Regions from separate parts of the Mus musculus genome. Here region 1 is linked to region 2. The links are chromatin loops, found by intact Hi-C in ENCODE. Cell type or tissue: left cerebral cortex. All regions are shown on one strand. Each heading gives the region's core, and the rest is flanking DNA. Links, peaks and the distances in the headings are about the cores only. Region 1 holds the start of Smad5 (SMAD family member 5). Region 2 overlaps Trpc7 (transient receptor potential cation channel, subfamily C, member 7).

Region 1 (2,908 bases), core at 189-2,688, 88 kb after region 2:
ACCTACTGGGTTTTCAACTTTAACGGTAACTCCCATACACTAAGAAAATCCAAGCACTCTTTGTTTAAAAAAGAAACACACAGCCAGAGTTGGTGATGGCTCACCCCTGTAATCCCAGCACTTGGAAGCTGAGGCAGGAGGATTGGCCAGAGTTCAAGGTCTGCCTAGCAAAACCCTGTCAGAAAGAAAAGAAATCACATGTACCCTTTCGCTTAGCCTCTGTCAAAGCAACCAACAAATTCCATTGATCGCCCAGTGTCCGTTGCTAGGTAGGCATACACTTGATAGTGCTAGGCAACAGGCATGATGTGATCAACTCCACCAGACTTCAAAACTTTTTCCACAGAAAGATAAACAAGATATACTTAGCACCACACCCATCTAAACGCAGCAGCAGCCAGAAATACCCACCCCCCACCCCCCTCCAGCTGCTCAGGAAACACTGTCTTTTACGATCAAGATAAAGATCTAGCCTACAGTGTTCGGCCGTTCCTGCCTTCCAGGTTGGCCGGGACTCCTTTCGCCGGGGCCATCACAAACCGGACACACACACACACACACACACACACACACACAGAGACACGCTTCGGATCGCTGGCACACCTCCAAATACCTCGACCATCCCCGCCAGCTCCTTCTGCAACCGAAAAGTCCGGGCCACTGAGCATGCTCTGACCCTAAGACGGCCGCCACCGGGGAAGTTCCCAGAGCTTAGGGTTCCCGGCTCGGCGCAGCCAGAAGCGCAGAGGAGAAAGGGCAGGGGGAGGGGATGGAGTCTGAACTTGGGCACGCATGCCCAAGGGAACCACCGGGACCGGGGCAGAGACAAAAGCTGCTTCGCTTCCTCACACAAAGTTTAGCGCAGCGAGGGAGCCTCTGCGACGTCCGGAGAGTGACGGGCGGGCGAGCGGGCGGGCGGGCGGGCGGGCGGGCGCAGGGGCGGGTCGCCGCCAGCCGGCTGGCCGGAGTGTAATTCCCACCGATAAGCGCGGATCCTTATCTCCCAGACACAAAGCGGCGGGGCGCGCGCTCGGCCTAGGCCGCCTGCGCGGCTCCGCGCGCGGGCCCGGGCGTCGGTGGCGCGCCGAGGTGGCAGCGGCCTCGTCCGCGCCGGCCTCGTCGGCCGCGCGGGGCCTCCTTAGCACCGGGGCCTCCCGCGCTGCGCGGAGCCCCGTCCCGTGCCGTCAGGTCCCGCGTGGGGAGCCTCTAGGCCTCCAGCCTCACGCGGGCCGCTGCCGCCGGCGCTTGTCCCTCCGCCGGGCCCCGAGCGCCCGCCCTGGGGCCCCTCACTCACCTCCCCGCCGCCCAGGCGCGCTCTCCTCACGCCGTCGCCGCGCTGTGCACGCGCCGCAACTTTATTAGCAGCTCGGCCCCGGGACAAGCGCTCGGCGCCCGCTCGCCGGGGACCCGGATGATGAGGGGGAGGGGGGGCGGCGGCGGAGGGCCGCGGCGGCCGGCGCATGCGCGTCGGGAGTGGCCGAGGCCTGGCTTCTGCTGTCCGCAGCGAGCCTGGAAGTGGCACTTGGGTTAGCCAAGCTCACCCGCCTTATAGCGAAACGGTCGTCCTCGCTCTGGAGAGCTGGAGACCTTTCTAGCCAATCTAAAGCGTTAAAAAGTATCTTCAGCTACAACTTCGCCGTTTTCATTGATTTGTAATAGAAACCCTAAGAGACAGAGACCTCTGGCTGAGCATCAGATACCACACAGCTTACTAGATGTAGCCTTAATATTGCTCCCAAAGGGGGAAAATCCTCTGCAGGTGGAGATAGTGCTGAACCCGGAGCTGAGGACGAGTGGCCATTTCTCAGGACACAGTCCCAGCTGTTCACGGGACACCGCCCCACATCTGGAAGCCGGGAGCGCCTTGAGCTCTCAGGCTTCAGCAAGTGGAGGCTTAGAGGTGCTCGAGCTGTCTTACAGGGTAGCTCTGTACTAATCCGGCTGTCTGGCTTCTCTTCCCCTCCAAACGGTCAGCTTGGACAGCAAGGGAAAGCTTTTTAAAATAGTTTCGTGTTTATTTTTAAAGGTCTTTAAAACTGATCCCCCCCCCCCCCACACACACACACCGGTTTTCTTTTTGAGTAAATTGGAACTATTTTTAACCTTTCCCAGTCAATCCCATCCTCCAATATCAATTCTGTAGATCCCTAATTCTGACAGTTTCTCCTCACTTTTATTACCACCTCCTCCGCCTGAACCAGGGTCACCTCACTTGACACACAAATGCGGCGGTTTCCATGTTTCTCCAGACTCCAACGGCTTGTTTCTATTTGGAAGAGATTAAATAAATGCCGTGAGGAGGCGTTTATGGAAGCAGCCATGTCAAAGGGTGATAGGTGAGAATCCGGCCAGAGCTGGGGAACTAGAGAGAGAGCACCAAGGGAAGGCAGCAGCTGTGACTGCAGCCAACCATCCGCAGGAAGAAATGTGGCAGTGTCCGCCCATTATTGGCAGATCTTCTGGCTTTTCGAAGAAAGTTGGAAATGCATCTTTTTCTATACTAAAAGGAAATCACACATTTATCTGATCAGCTGCCTCTTTGTCTCTTTCCTGGGCTCCCTGACCTGCCCTCCCCTTCTCTTTTTTAGACATTGAGAAGACTCACCCTGGTACAAGCCAAACAAAACAAGCCCATGGTCCCAATATAGCCTACAGGCCATCAGTGTGCAATCTCAGGTCTCCATCTTAAACTTCTTTACTACATCATAAACTCTGCGCAGGAGGACTCTGTATGCGCCAACACTGCCTGGCTTACTGATTCCTGGCTGTTAAGTCTTTGCTGTTACCGGCCCTTGGAAGGCATGGCTTCTGGAGCCTGGCATGGATTTACAACTCCCAGACGTACCTATAACCCTACTGAAAGAATGCCCTTTTTTCGGAACTGATGTTTGCAGCCGACTTTGCTTAA
Region 2 (2,908 bases), core at 203-2,702:
CTATGGCTTACTGTGTTTTTGACATTCAGGAGCTAATTTCTGTGTGGTCGGATCTCTTGGAGTCTGTATTAATAGTTTCTGAAACTTTCCCCAAGCCAAGATCATCTAGTAAATTCTCAGCAACGTTGTATGCTAGTTTTCATCGTAAGTATTTTTTTTCTAATTTTAACTCTTCAATTCCACTCAGATCTTATCTATTCACATTGTGTCAGTCTAGACAAAGCATGCTATCACTCACAGCTTAGCTTAGGTAATCTTGCATGTCAGATGTCAGCCAATAAGGTCTCCTCTGCCAATACGAATAGCAAACACCAATCTGTTCATACTCAGTACACTGAACGCTCCTATGGACTGGGCTGGCTCCAGATACAAAGCCCAGAGACTGACAGCGGCCCTCACTGCCCTGACTTGGTCAGTCAGCCCACCTTTTCTCTGAAAGGGGGGTCTGTTGCTTCAGCTCATTCTGCCTCCTACAAAGAGGAGAAAGAGCCGCAGACCTCTCCTCAAGAGCCTGAAAGAGGTCGTTGCAGTCTGGCTAAGACCCCTTCGCAGCCAATCAGGGAAGAGTGTTTATCCCTCTAGCAATCTCAAATCTGGGCCTCTTGTAATTATGTTTCTAGAAATGAGGCTAAGTGGAGGTTCAGAGGCTAATCCTTGCACTGGAGGAGGGGGTATCAAATGAGCATGCGGTGCTAGCTGTCTGGAGTGGGGTTGTGTCACGTTAGAGCCCCCCCCCCCTGCAAAAACAGTTTAACCAAAGTGTGATCTGCCTGCTCTGTCGCCTTCTGATTACAAACACAGAATGCCTAAGAAGGAACTGGAAATAGACGAGGGCTCGGGGCAAACTCCATAGTGAGAAACAGTACATGTGGGACCCTCAGGACCCTTCTTCCCCAACTGAAACCAATGTAGAGGGCTCGTCCCACCTGTGTCCCCTGTGACCTCACTGGCATCAGCCAGAGACCTGTGGGGTGGTCTAGGGTAAGGAACGGAAAGTGAATTTGGGTGAAACATCTCGCTGTCACAGGTATTAGCCACTTGTTTGGGACAAGTGCTTACCACTTTTTGCTGGATCCTGTGGAAAAGGGAACAGCTGTGCAAGAGAAGGAGAGCGGCCGGCTCCTATGCGGTTAGGATCTGGAACTCACCATCCCGTGACTTGGGACTCTCTATGCCACAGTTCCTTTCCACAACGAGATAACAGAATCATTCCATCTCGATGGGAGACAGACAGTACCTCCGCAAATCTCCCGCACAGTGAACGCCATGTTCTCATATAAAATGGATTCACACCTTCTAGGAGGAAACCATTTTCCCTTTCTAGAATGGCAGTGGGAACCAGAGCTCTTCAGTAATGGCTTGCATCTAGTCTTCACTTCAAAAAGTGATGCAGGCCTTTAGTCCTAGCCCTCAGAAGGCAGAGGCTCAGGCAGACAGATCTGTTTGAGTTCAAAGCCAGCCTAATCTACACAGTGAGCTCCAGGCCAGCCAAAGCTATATAGTGAGACCCTGTGTCAAACACAATCAAATTAGCAAGCAAGCAAACAAACAAAACCCTGCTAGTAGATTCCTGATTAAATGTTACAAACTCACAGCTTCAGAGGAAATAAAAGGCAAGCAATACCAGCGTAAACTTGCTTCGGATACCAGCTTCTCAGACTCTGAGATGCACAGGGAATGAGCCACACAGCTGCTTGTGCACACTAGCCACCACCCCCACACCTAGACACCCCCATATTCTCACATGCAGGAGAACTGTAAATTCATGCAAGTCAAGAGTGGATTTTTTAGCCCAAATTGGAAAACTAACATTTTTGTACCTTTTCTCAAGAAAAAAAATCTCAGTGCTTGAGAAACACTGATGGGGTGGGGTGAGCTCCAGCTAATCCTGGCCACTTGTGGGTGCGTGTTGGAAATCCGAAATGTTAAGGGGTGGCGGGGGTGGGGGGAAGTCCTGTCTTATAACTGCACTAGAAATCTGGATACAGGTTAGAAAGTTGAACTTTATGTCCCGACGACAGAGGCATGTTCTAAGCCATCCAACCACAATCCAGCTTTTTGATTGGATATTATATAATAAGCCTGATACGAATTCATAGCCAGAAGGTTAGGACCGTGAGATGTGCTTGGGGACTGAAACCTCTGTGTCCAGTAATTTCAAAAGGTCAAAGAGCCATCTGCTAACAGCCAGGCCTCCCCAGGACCACCCACCCAGTGCACATGGGCAGCACACACCAGATGCGGCACCTGTAGAAGTAGAACATGCGTGCATTTTCCTCAGCTTGTTTTCTGATCAGGCCTCCCTGGTCACAGACAGTGAGGGAAAACGTGAGCCTGCTACCAGGTGTCAGAGGCCCACAAGTGCCACCAGGTAGCAGTGCCAGCTCAGTCTGTTGAACACAGGTCACGGTCAGGCCATGGAGCCTAAGAAAAGCTGTTTGAGCGTCCCCCAGAGGAGCAATGAACTCTCCTGAGGCTCAAAAGCAAACATTTGCCCTGTGTTTAATTTTAGATGTCTGATTAATTACAGCAGGATAAAAACAATATCCCAGCCTGGAGTCCTAGCCAACAAAATTGAATTTTAAAACAGAAGACATTGCCATGCGAGAGTCTTTCCAAGTCTTCTTAGAAATATGAGCACCTCAATATTTCAGAGTGTAGGCAGTCGCAGCCCACCCCAGGCCCATTCTGGGCTGGGGGTGTGGGGAGAGGCCATTAAAGCCTGGTAATGAGAGGGCAGCTTTCATGTTAAAAGTGTGAACTAGTTCAAGATGCTTAAAAGGCCTGTCTGTTTCCTTGTAGAGTTGAAGAAAGCTTTAAAACCTTGTTTTGGTCCATATTTGGCTTGTCTGAGGTCATCTCGGTGGTGCTGAAATACGACCACAAGTTCATCGAGAATATTGGCTAC

Evidence for each region. A loop is a pair of places that touch in the nucleus more often than their neighbours do. Peaks named below come from ENCODE experiments on the same cell type or tissue, not always from the same donor. Only the 100,000 strongest peaks of a DNase experiment are listed, where the experiment ranks them.
Region 1: a loop joins it to region 2, with 6 times the contacts of the local background. A loop is called at or near these places in 3 of 42 quality-filtered maps.

Annotation. Positions count from the first base shown.
Region 1 is chr13:56,701,518-56,704,425 of GRCm38, reverse strand. It overlaps Smad5 (SMAD family member 5), which reads right to left and starts at 1,416. Exons shown (of 7, transcript NM_008541.3): 1 at 1,295-1,416. In left cerebral cortex, for the core only: no CTCF peak of the experiment used is centred there; DNase peaks (open chromatin) are centred at 739, 1,093, 1,379 and 1,747; H3K4me3 peaks cover 1,764 bases; H3K27ac peaks cover 1,265 bases.
Region 2 is chr13:56,789,692-56,792,599 of GRCm38, reverse strand. Trpc7 (transient receptor potential cation channel, subfamily C, member 7) reads left to right here. Exons shown (of 12, transcript NM_012035.3): 8 at 2,803-2,908. Among named protein-coding and RNA genes, the nearest start is that of Gm52066, 25 kb to the right of the region's middle. In left cerebral cortex, for the core only: no CTCF peak of the experiment used is centred there; a DNase peak (open chromatin) is centred at 1,738.